Regions from separate parts of the Homo sapiens genome. Here region 1 is linked to region 2. Evidence: read pairs that join two places in POLR2A ChIA-PET (ENCODE). Cell type or tissue: A673. All regions are shown on one strand. Each heading gives the region's core, and the rest is flanking DNA. Links, peaks and the distances in the headings are about the cores only.

The links. Peaks named below come from ENCODE experiments on the same cell type or tissue, not always from the same donor. Only the 100,000 strongest peaks of a DNase experiment are listed, where the experiment ranks them.
Region 1: POLR2A ChIA-PET joins it to region 2 with 6 read pairs; 4 of 35 experiments call an interaction of 5 or more read pairs at or near these places.

The regions. Positions count from the first base shown.
Region 1 is chr2:96,181,475-96,187,427 of GRCh38, forward strand. It overlaps STARD7 (StAR related lipid transfer domain containing 7), which reads right to left. Exons shown (of 8, transcript NM_020151.4): 7 at 5,743-5,827; 8 at 3,385-5,440. The coding sequence ends at 5,256. Among named protein-coding and RNA genes, the nearest start is that of STARD7-AS1, 24 kb to the right of the region's middle. In A673, for the core only: no CTCF peak of the experiment used is centred there; no DNase peak of the experiment used is centred there.
Region 2 is chr2:96,311,415-96,319,338 of GRCh38, forward strand. No RefSeq gene overlaps it. Among named protein-coding and RNA genes, the nearest start is that of SNRNP200, 9.8 kb to the left of the region's middle. RefSeq lists an enhancer at 4,614-4,663. In A673, for the core only: no CTCF peak of the experiment used is centred there; a DNase peak (open chromatin) is centred at 4,107.

The sequences.
Region 1 (5,953 bases), core at 1-4,000, 130 kb before region 2:
AAAAAAAAAAAAGTGGCCAAAGAGACAAATGCAACACACGATAATTAATCTTGGGTTGGGGAGGCTATAAAAGTCATTTTGGAAATTTTAATATGAACTGCATTATTAGATATTGTGGCATTGTTATTTATCTTGTGTGCTCATGGTATTGTGGCTACACAGAACACCTGTATTATAAAAAGCATGCTCAACTGTTTAGGGGTGAAATACCATGATGTTTGCATCCTACTTTCAAATGATCATGACACTGTGTATATAGAAAGAGAAAGCACACACAGCAGATGTTAAACACCAGCAAAGGGAAGGGTATACAACGTAGTTTCTTCGTCTTTTTCTATATATATATACATTTTTTAAAATGAAAACCTCATACTAACACTCAACCCACGGTCACCACGCTGTGATAGCTAAGCCCACGCTAGCTATTAAAGCATCACTACTTTCCTATTATTTGGTTCTCCTGTTCATAGAACACTCAGTGCTGCTGTCTCACAACATGTCTACACAAACCACACAACAAAAACTGCAAGGCCTATAGAGAAATGGGTTTAGGTGTGCAATACTCAAATCTTTGTGACACATAAAAAGGTACCAGTTTCAAATATGTCAATGGTTAAGAAATAAAGCAGTCTACCTTGACCTGCAATTTGCAGGCAGAAACACACTGGACAGCCCACCCAGCTCCCACGCGTACCACCCTGCATGAAGAGGAAGAGAACAAAAGATAAGACAAAGTGAGAGAAAACATAGAGAAAAAGAAGAAAGATTGGGCTGGGCGCAGTGGCTCACGCCTGTAATCCCAGCACTTTGGGAGGCCAAGATGGGCAGATCACGAGGTCAGGAGATCAAGACCATCCTGGCTAACACGGTGAAACCCCAACTCTACTAAAAATACAAAAAATTAGCCAAGCGTGGTGGCAGGCACCTGTAGTCCCAGCTACTTGGGAGGCTGAGGCAGGAGAATGGCGTGAACCCGGGAGGTGGAGCTTGCAGTGAGCTGAGATTGCGACACTGCACTCCAGCCTGGGCAACAGAGCAAGACACTCCATCTAAAAAAAAAAAAAAAAGAGCTATAAAATTTGCCGGGCACGGTGGCTCACACCTGTAATCCCAGCACTTTGGGAGGCCAAGGCAGGTGTATCACCTGAGGTTGGGAGTTCAAGACCAGCCTGACCAACATGGAGAAACCCCGTCTCTACTAAAAACACAAAATTAGCCAGGGTGGTGGCGCATGCCTGTAATCCCAGCTACTCAGGGGTCTGAGGCAGGAGAATCGCTTGAACCCGGGAGGCGGAGGTTGTGGTGAGCCGAGATTGTGCCATTGCACTTCAGCTTGGGCAACAACAGCAAAACTCTGTCTCAAAAAAAAAAAAAAAAAAAGCTATAAAATTTTAGCCGGGCACAGTGGCTCATGCCTGTAATCCCAGCACTTTGGGAGGCTCAGGCGGGCGGATCACGAGGTCAGGAGTTTGAGACTGGCCAACATAGTAAAAACCCACCTCTACTAAAAATACAAAAAATTGGCAGGGCGTGGTGGCAGGCACCTGTAATCCAAACTACTTGGGAGGCTGAGGCAGAATAGCTTGAACCCAGGAGGCAGAGGTTGCAGTGAGCTGAAATCGAGCCACTGTACTCCAGCCCGGTCAACAGTCCGAGACTCTGTCTCGGGAAAAAAAAAAAAAAAAAGCTTTAAAATTTTATCACCAGTGTAGTTTTGTGTATCTAACACCACAGTTGACTGTGGTGGTAGACCAGCATCGCAAGGGATCCCTGGTGTTGCTCTGGTTTGTTGTTTGGTTTTTCGAGTTTCGCTCGTTGCCCAGGCTGGAGTGCAATGGTGTGATCTTGGCTCACTGAAACCTCTGCCTCCCGGGTTCAAGCAAATCTCTCGCCTCAGCCTCCTGAGTAGCTGGGATTACAGGTACCCACCACTGTGTCCAGCTAATTTTTTTGTATTTTTAGTAGAGACGGGGTTTCACCATATTGCCCTGGTTGGTCTCAACCTCCTGACCTCGGGCGATCCGCCTGCCTCGGCTTCCCAAAGTGTCAGGATTACAGGTGTGAGCCACCCTGCCTGGTCTATGTGGTTTTTTTTTTTTCTTTAAGACAGAGTCTTGCTCTGTCACCTGGGCTGGAGTGCAGTGTCGTGATCTTGGCTCACCGCAACCTCTGCCTCCTGGGTTCAAGTGATTCTCCTGCCTCAGCCTCCTAAGTAGCTGGGATTACAGGCATGCACAACCACACCCAGCTAATTTTGTATTTTTAGAAGAGACGGGGTTTCTCTATGTTGGTCAGGCTGGTCTTGAACTCCCGATCTCAGGTGATCCACCAGCCTCGGCCCCCGAAAGTTACAGGCATGAGTCACTGCGCCCGGCCATTTCTAAATCAATCTTCCATTTCTAAAATTTTGTCACTTAAAAATGTTATAGGCCGGGCACGGTGGCTCACGCCTGTAATCCCAACACTTTGGGAGGCCAAGGTGGGTGGATCACTTAAGGCCAGGAGTTCGAGACCAGCCTGGCTAACATGGTGAAAGCCCATCTCTACTAAAAATACAAAAATTAGCCAGGTTTGGTGGCACACACCTGTAGTCCCAGATACTAGGGAGGCTGAGACAGGAGAATTGCTCGAACCCGGGAGGTAGAGGTTGCAGTGAGCCGAGGTCTCGTCACTGGACTCCAGCCTAGGCGAGAGTGAGACTCCGTCTCAAAAAAAAAAAAATTAGAGAGGTAAAACACAAATGAGGTTGAAAGAGAATAAAGAGCAGAGTGTGAGGCAGAGCCAGGATGGCCGATGGAAGGGCTGCGGCTTGCAAGCATGAGATGGGGCGTGCGGTTCTCTGGAATCAGATGGTACACCACACAGGGACGTGTGCCTTGTGTGTTCCTATGCAGCTCAGTTCAACTGGGTGTGCTTTTGTGTTCACCTAGTGCTTCCCACAGGCAAAATTACACATAAACTCATGTTATGCTCAGAGCATGCCAGCAGGACTGCCCCTCCGCCAAGAGCGCTGACTTGACCCTCTCCTCAACCTCAACCCTAGACCTCAGGCCTGCTTCTGTCCCTCCTGATTTCTACCGTCTGCTAAGCTCTAGCACTGCTCCCTCCAAAGTGATCTTTTTTTAAAGGGAAAGGATATGGGTCAGTATATCAAGCTAGGGAAGTGGACATAGGTGGTTTATTTTCAGTTGCCAAGCAGGTCACTTGGAAAGGGCTCGTGGTCTAGGCAAACTGTGTCAGCCACTATCTACCAAGAATGAACAAGCCCTGCCACTTCCACCTCCCAACTCTCAGAGTAAAATTCTTTTCAACTTTGTGATCAGAAAGAAATGGTAAGTCCAATATGCAAGATTTTTCCACCACCATTTGTCCAAAGACAAACACTTTTTTTTGTACCAATCTTTATGTATTTATTCACACATTTGATAAAAATGTCACAGTTAGGAGTGAAATCATTACAATGACATGAGTAACTGTACAGACAGACCCCAAGTGCAGAATCAAATTGCCCTAAGTCAGAACATGGAGCAACCGCAACTCCTTCGCACTTGTGCATGTGTGTGCGCTCGCAGACGCACACACACACACACATATTCTCTCTCTCTCTTATGCACACATCCATCCACATCCCAACAATTGCAGGTGCTAAGTTTGGACATAACCCAGGGACTCTTCCCTGACTTCTGTCAGGTCCTGGAAAGAAGAAGTAATAAATGAAAAGCAGCTGGGACTGCTCGATGCATCTCTCCTCTTCCAACAATGACGCGGAGAAGGCAAGACATACACTGGGGCAGCTACTTCCTTGGCACAAAAATGAACAGGCAACAAGAAGGTCAAGGAAGTGTTTAAGTTAGTCTCAGGTTTAAACCACTTTTCAACACCACAAAACAGTAGCAAGCAGGAAAACAAAAACAAAAACAAAAACAAAAACTCTGGCCCTCAAGACTCCAGAAAAAAGGGAAGGAGGAGGATTTAAAACTTGATCCCTATTATTCTAACAAATTGCAGCATGACCATAAGCAAAACCAGCTCGGTCAAACTGACAGCATCAGATTGTGACCTTATCTGAACAGTGTAGTTCACTTTTATTTTGGCTCTGAAGAGAGGAAGAAAAACTTTTTAGAGGAACTTAATGGTAACATAAACCAAATCTCCACTGTATTAGTATTTGAGACAAGATTACATCTATGCATTCACACAGCTTGTCTGTAGATCTGAGAGCTCCAAGGGAGTGGCCCAGCCCCCATTCCTCTGACTTTAGCCTTCTGAAAAGAACAAGTCAAACCTGAAATATGAAAAATAATACCTGAATCAAAATGGTGTTTTCTATACAATCGGACTAGGGTAGAATCCTGCTCAATTCCTCAACTCCTATTTGACACAAAAGTTAAAAAATTTTTAAACTAAATTTAAATGTGATGTTTTGAGCATCAAAAAGCTACTATCTAAAAGGATTAGTCTCCCAGTGTTCTTGGTAAATGGGGAAGGTTAGGAAGGAGGCAATGATCCAATGAATATAGAAGAACTGGCCGATTCACAGGAAACTTGCTTTGGATAAGGTGAGTCAATGGGTGATATTGTGCAGGCAGGGAGGGAAATTTCTTTGTACAAATTCATGTCCCTGGCCAGGCATGGCCCAGGAGTTCAAGACCAGCCTGGGAAACAGAGTGAAACTCCATCTCTACTTAAAAAAAAAAAAAATTAATAATAACTTCATGTCTCTAGAGATAAAAGCAAGGTGCGGACAAGGCACTTAACATAGCCAAGTATCGTTCACACCCATTCACATCATGATTGTTACCAAGAGCACTCCCAGTAGCCCCTCATTTGAGAGACTCAACTGGCCAACTATACTTTCCAGGTGGACCTGGAGAACTGAAGGAAATCCAAAGCGCTGCACAATCGATGGTGGGATTTGGAATGTCAGCAGAGGAAACTACTCAGAGAAGCAAATGGAGGTCATCCCCTTCTGGCCTGAGGTGAGAGGTTTGTTCCAGATTAGCTCAGTGAGATACCGAATTTCAAAACAGTTGGCCTGAGAATATGACAACACTCCCACAAATGTAGCCTTCTTCTGTTTTGATAAGAGCAATAAGGGCTCTGAATGAAATGGGACATCAGTTATTGAATTATCTTGCACTGGAAGTTACAGCAGATGCCTTCTAATACATGTGGCATGTCCCCCTTCTACAGCAGAGTGATAACGGACTGAGACAGGGCTAGAAGCACCTTGTCCCTTCTTATCCCAAAGCCTGTCAAGCATACTCAATCCGAGCAGGGCCACAGCTGCCCTCGTTCTTTCGCTCAGAGGACTGGCTGGTGGCCTTGGCTTCACTACTCATTTCCAGAGGCTTAGCTGAGATGTAGTCCTTTACTTTAATCTCCATATTCTTGGCTTTCAGAGTGGCCATGTGCAGCTTCTCCAGGAAATCTGGCATGCCTGTCAGGAGACGAGAATCAGGTTAAGCTGACATACAAACCAACAGTAGGCTCAAAATGAGAAGACCCTATTTCTTTGATGGTAGGGAACTAGTTCTTCCTTATAAAGATCACAACCTGACTAGCCTGTGAATAAGAGCTGCCTCCCGGAATGTGTTCCCAAAGCATGGGTTGTGAAAACTCTGTCTCAGAAAAAAAAAAAAAAGAAGAACCAGAAGAGACGTTTTATTTCCCCATTAGGAAATAGAGAAAAACAAAATGCTCAACCCAGGTTCCAGGCCCTGTATACTTGCCCTTACTTACCACTGGAAACCATCCAACTAACACAGTAGCGAGGAAACACCGTTTGGGGATTGTCACTGTATGTTAGTAAGTAGTCAAAGCCATTCTGGAAAAGAAAAACAGCAAAAATGAAGATCCCTGAATCACCAACCACAACCTCCATATCCAGTACCATAGAATAACTATGATCTGATTCTGGAGCAGGGAGTGTCATTTCTTTTTTCACCCTGTG
Region 2 (7,924 bases), core at 1,679-5,678:
GGTAGAGATGGGGTTTCGCTGTGTTATGCAGGCTGGTCTTGAACTCCTGGCCTCAAGCAGTCTTCCCGCCTCCGCCTCTCAGAGTGCTGGATTACAGGTGTGAGCCACCATGCCCGGCCTGTTTTTAGACAATTTTTAATAGAGGATTATCCTCAGGAAGCTAAAGGACTGGGGGCACCCTGGCAGTTACAGACCCCAGGGATGGCATTAGTTACCAAGATGGGCTCAGAGCAAGGGGCTTTAGCTTCGTTTTAGTCCATGTGCTGTCTCTCTCCAAAGATGACCTTCTGAATTCACTACTCCCCAGCCCCAGGCCTGCACAGGTTACCCAGACTTCTGCCTGTGTCCTGCATTTCTGTATCTAAAGACCTGTCACTTCATTTAATTACGTCTCAAATATTTGTATGTGCTCTGTGAGCACTTTTAGGGACTCAGAGAAAGACAAGGCATAGAAAAGACCCTTGAGAAGTTAAAGTCTCACAGGAGAAGTAAAACTACAAATATGGTGGTGCACACCTGTGAGGCGGAGGCAGGAGGATTGCTTGAGCCCAGGAGTTCCAGGCTATAGTGCGGTATGATCATGCCTCTGAGTAGCCACTGCGCTCCAGCCTGGGCAACGTTAACAAGAACTACATCTCTGAAAAAGAAAAAAAGAAAAAGAAAAAGAAAAAGCAGAATGCAGTCATCTGCATTCTGTGGGAAATCACTTCTGACTTAGGAGAGCCTGTGAGGCTTTATAGCTGTAATGCAAAGGGTGGCTAAGGATTTCCGTAGAGGCAGGAGGTGGGGGATTTCAAAGGGACAGAGAAAAAGAAGAAGCATGAAGGCGGGAAGACAGAGGTGTATCTTGGGTACTGTTAAGAGCTCCATTAAGCTGACTGCAGGGCAAATGTAAAGAATGAAACAATGTGATGACAGAGAGAGAGAGAATCTGTAATCTCTCTGTTAAAAAAAATGCCATTGTGAAGAGTTTTTCCTTTATTTAGGAGACAACGGGAAGCCATAGCATGTTTCTTGTCTGGGGAGTTTTATTTGTTTTTAACATCTTCATAGCATGTATTTGATTAGACAGAAGAACACTTAGATTAAGCAAAAATTTAGTGTACATGTGACAAGCATTTGTAAAGTTCCACTTTAGCATACATTAACTCATTGAATCCCCATGCAGCCCTGTGAAATATATTGATGTCCCCCATTTTACCAATGAAGAACTCAAGGCCCCAAGAAGGTATTTGACTTGTCTGGCCTCATCTGCTGCAAAGCCAGGCCTTCTGTTTTCACCCCCTATGCACGGGGGTGTCCTCACAGAGCTGAGCTTCAGAAAGGTTATTCTCACAGTGCTGGGTGTGGAGTCCTAATTAAGGAAAAGGAGTCAGGCTGGCGGGACCAAAGGAAAGCAAAAAGAGAAAACAGATAAGCCATGAGTCTGCCACTGCACCCGGCCTATCTGGTGTGTTTCTAAACAGGCTTGTTCCCTTCCAGGTCTTCACTTTAGGAGGCAATGGTCTTTTTTAACCAAGAGGCAGTTTCATGAGGTGGTTAAAAGTATAGACTCTTCTGGTAGACCATCTGGGTTCAAATCCCAGCTTCACCCCTTACTACCTGTGTGATCTTAGGCCTATTTTTAGCTACTCTGGGCCTAACAGGGATAGTTTTACCTACGCCATAGGGTTGTCTGGCACCTAGAACCATGCCAGGAAATAGCAAGTGTAAGGTTTTATCCAACAGCGCTGTTTCCTAAAAACATTTCTAAACACTCTGTGTTTGGAGGCAATTTTATGACTCACAAAGGAAAACTGCCCCATTCTTGGTCATATCTATCCTTTCTTATCCCAAATGATCTTACCCAACCTGATGGCCCTTCCACCCAGTAAACTTGGTTCTGAATGACTGCTGACTGTTTCCCAAACTCCAGGCCTCATGCAGAGATAACAGGTTGCCAGCACTGGGTATATTCAATAACATGACTAGGTTGGGTGGCTGTTCCCAGAATGCTGTCAGCTGGCCTCAAGTGATCCACCTGCCTTGGCTCCCAAAGTGCTGGGATTATAGGTGTGAGCCACCATGCCCAGCCACCACCAACTTTTTAATAAGCCAGTAAGGCTGGGCATAGTGGCTCATTCCTCTAATTTCAGAACTTTGGGAGGCTGAGGCAGGAGGATTGCTTGAGCCCAGAAATTTGAGACCAGCCTGGGCAACATAGTGAGACCCTGCCTCTAAAAAACAGTTTTAAAAAAATAAGCCAACAGACGTGGATACAGTGCCCTCCATGCACTGGTGACTGTGCCTATTGTGAAGAGGGTCACCAAGCATAAGCTCTTCTTGGAGGCAGACAGAGGCAACTGAGGGCAGGTTTAGTGAAAGCCTCAAGTGCGAATTCCTGCCAGAGCCCAACACAGGATGGGCAATCTTTGAGCTGATGGTGTTATCCTCAGTTCTCCATGCATTGTGCCTGGCACCCCACAGTTGCCTCTCATAATAGACATCTGCACTCTTCAGACAGATGACAAGTTGCCCGCCCTTCCAACAGCAGCACAGTCTAGTGGCATTGCTTCTGGCCTTAGCCAGTGCTGCAGCATTGGGGCAATAAATATTTTGTTGCATTTCACCCTGATTATTAAATGGGTGGGATTCTTTTTGAGATGGGATCTGGCTCTGTTGTCCAGGCTGGAGTGCAGCAGTGCAATCATAGCTCACTGTAACTTCAAACTCCTGGGCTCCAGTGATCTTCCCACCTCAGCCTCCACAGCCTGTAGCTGAGACTACAGGCACATGTCACCATGCCAGGTTAATTTGTTGGTTTGTTTTTGTTTGTTTGTTTGTAGAGATAGGGTCTTGCTTTGCTGTCCAGGCTAGTCTTGAACTGCTGGCTTCAAGCGATCCTCCCACCTTGGCCTCCCAAAGCACTGGGATTACAGGCCTGAGCCACCATGCCTGGCCTGAATGGGTACTTTTAAAAACGAAAACTGATGATATTAGTGAAAAAGCAAAGGTTTTATAATTTACTACGGTTGGAAGTCAATAAGCAGGCCAAAAGTAACAAACCTTTGCCACACTAGTTGGGGCTCATTGGACTTAAGCCAATCCCTAATGTATTCGGTTGGAGAGTAAAATGAGAGTATGAACAAATGATTTGGAAATGTCATTGAAGAAAATATCTAAAAGGCAAGATGTAATTAGATATTTTATATATATTTTGTCTCAGGACAAAAGAAACTTAAGGGATCCCTTCTCCTTTATAGTGTTTAAGTTCTTTTTTTTTTTTTTTTTTTGACAGAGTCTGGCTGTGGTACCCAGGCTGGAGTGTAGTGGCACAATCTTGGCTCACTGCAATCTCTGCCTCCTGGGTTCAAGTGATTCTCCTGCCTCAGCCTCCCAAGTAGCTGGGATTACAGGCATGGGCCACCATGACCATGCCCAGCTGATTTTTGTATTTTTAGTAGAGACGAGGTTTCACCATGTTGGCCAGGCTGGTCTCAAACTCCTGACTTTCAAGCGATCTGCCCACCTTGGCCTCCCAAAGTGCTGGGATTACAGGTGTGAGCCACCATGCCCGGCTGTGTTTAAGTTCTTATTCAACTAATACATGTCACTTTTTGTACATGTTCAGGAGTGTGATGTAGTCAGAACTGCCTTAATTTCTTTGACCAACTCGAATGATTATATAATTATTGGCATTGGTTGAGTTTATTATGTGCCAGGCATTTAACCTATTTTATTCTTCAGCACCGTCTGAGGTCAGTGTTGGGAAAGGCAATCTGCATGGTCCAGAGCATGCCTGCATGTTCTTGCTGGGTGTGCCAGGAATGCAAGGCCCTGGCCACACTTTCCTAGGCCCTTTCCCAGAGCTGTATGTGTAGTGGGCAACCTTGAGGGATAAGGTAATGTCTTCCATCAGGACAAAGAGAAGAATGGCCATGAAATAGGTAGTTTCCCTGAAATCAGAATTCCTTGTCTGCAATGCAAACCGTACCATGCATAGCATCCACCTGGGCCTCTCCATGTTGCCCCTGTGGGACTTGAGAGAGCAAGGAGAATTGACACAAACAGGATGCTAGTGCTGATTGTTGTGCCATGAGTCATAAATTATTCTGTCTCTGACCCAGGAGTCTTGTGTCTTCTGCCAGCATCCATGAAACAGCAACAGTAACTATCTTTTAAGTAGGGTAAAATTCCAGACTTTTGACAGTTTGGATGGAAAGGATTTAATGTTGTCATAACTATGGGGCAGCAAGCCTTGCAGCCACAGCCAAAAGGCAACATGATTGTGGGTGCTGAGTCACTGGGTCCCTAAAACTGAGACAAATGGCATCAGCAATGAGGATATAGAGCTTCCAGTGGACCGAAAGCACTGGAGCGTGCAAAATCTTGTTTATTGGAACAGAGCTGCTCTCTCCCTTTGTGCGACTGATTCTTTGGACCCCTCCCCAACCTCAGCTATGTTAAGGAAAAAGCTGAGTATGTTGGGGAACTTCACGGAAGGGGCTTTGTTACAGGAACCCAAGTCACCATCCTCCCCGGTCCTGTGGCAGGAAGCGGTGCTAGGCGCAGCTGGAGTGGTTTTAGAGCAGCCTGAAATAAAAGACACTCAGTCCCTCAGGGCCAGAATCAGAGGAGGCTGTGGCCAGAAAAATCCCAGCTACTGGATGAGCCTGAGGACAAAGCCTAGGCAGGCAAACACAGCCAGAAACTAAAGGGCATCACAAACAGGAAATCTGACGCTGGCAACATAAAGGGGTCACCACCTCAGTAGAAGCAGGGACCAGAGCCCTTCAAGAGTGAATAGATGGACACACAGACCCTCCACCCCCTCCTCATCCACATGGAGGGAACTCCACTCCCTCTACAACTCAGGGCCCCAAATTCTACATGGTTTCTGTGGAAGCAAGTCCTCATGGATCTAGTTTTAGTCCCTGGAGAGCTGGTCTCTTGGCCCCTGGATAAGGTGAAAACCTGGTAGGCACTAGAAAAGACTGCCCTTCCCTTGTTCCCCGCTATTTGTCCTTCCCATTCCCACTTAGTTCCTTTGTCTTTTCTCCATTCTACATGCTCTGTCTCAACGTGGGACTAAAATATATATTGTTATTAGTTACAGGGTTATTGATTAAGTTTTGGTTTCTAAACTTGCTCTTAAAATGCAGTTGCATTGAACATTTGATTTGCCTTTCTTTATTATTATTATTAAGACAAAGTCTCACTCTAACCCCAGCTGGAGTGCAGTGATGCGATCATAGCTCATTGCAACCTCCAACTTCAACTCCCGGGCTCAGGTGAGCCTCCTGCCTCAGCCTCCCAAGTGGCTAGGACCACAGGCACTCGCCACCATGTCCAGTTAATTTTTTAATTTTTATTTTTGTAGAGATGTCAGGGAGGGGGGTCTGGCTATGTTGCCCAGGCTGGTCTCGAACTCCTGGGCTCAAACTATCCTCTGGCCTCAGCTTCCCAAAGTGATGGGATTGCAGGTGCAAGCCACCCTTCTGACTTGTCTTCCTTCAGAAAACACTGAATTGCTTGGTACTATCTGGGTCTCCAGTACTTTATCTATAAATAGGGATAATGTTGAAAAGATCAAATTAGTTAATACACATAAAACACCTACAATGGTGACTGCTGTTGTTGCCCTTCATTGAGGTGTGATCTGTGATGTAGTCTCCCCATCCTAGAACATCCCCAGCCCATGTCATAAACAGATGGGCAACATCCCATGGGAAAGCCAAGGAGATAGGCAGCAATACCAATGCAGCAAAGAGATAGGGAAAGAAAGCAAACAGCAGGGTGCCTACCACCCAAGGACCTCATGAAACTCCTGGGGGCCCTCCCCAGTTGCTTCTCTCTCTCATCTCCCTCTACCAGGGGCAACCACTTTCTTAACTTTTATGTTAGTCATTCTCATGCTTTATGATTTTGCTATGTATGTATGAAATCTGAACAACAGACCAGCCTAGCCAACATGGTGAAACTCCAGCTCTACCAAAAAAACACAAAAATTAGCTGGGCATGGTGGCACGCGCCTGTAATCCCAGCTACTTGGGAGGCTGAGGCACAAGAATCGCTTGAACCCAGAGTCAGAGGTTGCAGTGAGCCGAGATGGCACCACTACACTCCACCCTGGGTGACAGAGTAAGACTCTGTCTCAAAAAAAGAAAAAAAGAAATCTGAACAATATATTGCTCAGTTTTGAAAAAGTTAGTAGCAAGCACAAACTCAGCATTTTTTGTGCTTGCTATGTGGGGCTATATGGCCCCATTAGATGGAGGCCCAGGAGAGGAGATGACACAGAGTTCTGCCCTGGAAGCTGGCCTCAGCATCCCTGAGAGCCTATGGGGGTCACTCCAGCTGTGAGAAGGCAAAGCCACAAAGCAGTTCCCGGAAGCACAAAGGTCAAGGCAGTCTGGCATTGGCAGCATTGCGGTATAGACCAGGACAGTTTTTTGAGAAGAGCACAAGGAAGATACTTGCTTCTGTTTGAGACCGAGTTTGGCTCTTGTCACCCAGACTGGAGTGCAGTGGTGTGATCTTGGCTCACTGAAACCTCCGCCTTCCAGGTTCAAATGATTCTCCTGCCTCAGCCTCCTGAGTAGCTGAAATTACAGGCACCCACCACCACACCCGACTAATTTTCATATTTTTAGTAGAGACAGGGTTTCGCCATGTTGGCCAGGCTGATCTTGAACTCCTGACCTCAGGTGATCCGCCCACCTCGGCCTCCCAAAGTGCTGGGGATTACAGGCATGAGCCACCGTGCCTGGCTAGATATTTGTTTTTAAACCTGGCATGGCCCAAATTGTCTTTATTCTACTCTCACACGTGTTTGATACTTTGGCTGAGTATAAAATTCTGGACTGGATACCATTTTCCTTCAAAATTGTAAAGGCATTTCTCTTTCATCTTTTTTTTTTTTTTTTTTTTTTTTTTTTGAGATGTTGTTTTGCTCTTGTTGCCCAGGCTGGAGTGCATGGTATGATCTCGGCTCATTGCAACCTCTGCCTCCCGGGTTCAAGCAAGTATCCTGCCTCAGCCTCCCAAGTAGCTGGGATTACAAGCATGCATCCCCACACCTAGCTAATTTTGAACTTTTGGTAGAGACAGGATTTCACCATGTTGGCCAGCCTGGTCTCAAACTCCTGGCCTCAGGTGATCCACGAGCCTTGGCCTCCCAAAGTGCTGGGATTACAACCATTTTGCTTTCATCTTATTCTAGTGCTGTATTTAAAAATCTGGGTTGGCAGGGCACTGTGGCTCACACCTGTAATCCCACCACTTTGGGAGGCCAAGGCCGGCGAATCACTTGAGCTCAGGAGTTCAAGACCAGCCTGGCCAAGATGGTGAAACCCTATCTCTACTAAAAATACAAAAATTAGCCCGGCGTGGTGGTGCGCGCCTGTAATCCCAGCAGGTTGTAGTGAGCCAAGATCATGCCACTGCACTCCAGCCTAGGCTGGACCTGTTTGAGACCCTGTCTCAAACAAACAAAAAAAAAAAGAGAGAGAGAGAGAAAGAAATCTGACACCATTTGTCCTGATCCTGTGTATGTGATCTGTGTTTTTTTTGTCTCCAGAAACTTGTGGAATCCTGTTTGACCTGAGTGCTCTAACATTTCATAATGAAGGGACTAAGTATGAGTTTACTCTCATCCATGGGCTGGGCACTTAGTTTCAATCTGGAAATGTCTTCCCTTTATAGGATGCTTGCTTTATTATTTCTTTGACAAGATTTCTTCCTCTCCATTTCCCATGTTCCTTCTGGGGCCACTAATCATCGAATGTTAGACCTACTGGGTTGGTCCTTGGCAATTTTCTTGACTCCAGCTCTTTACATTTTTACTCTAATTTTGGGAGACTTCCTCAATTTTAACTTTCAGTTTCTGTATGGAGTTTTTCATATTTATTATCAAGTTTTTAATTTCCAAGAACTCTTTCCAGAC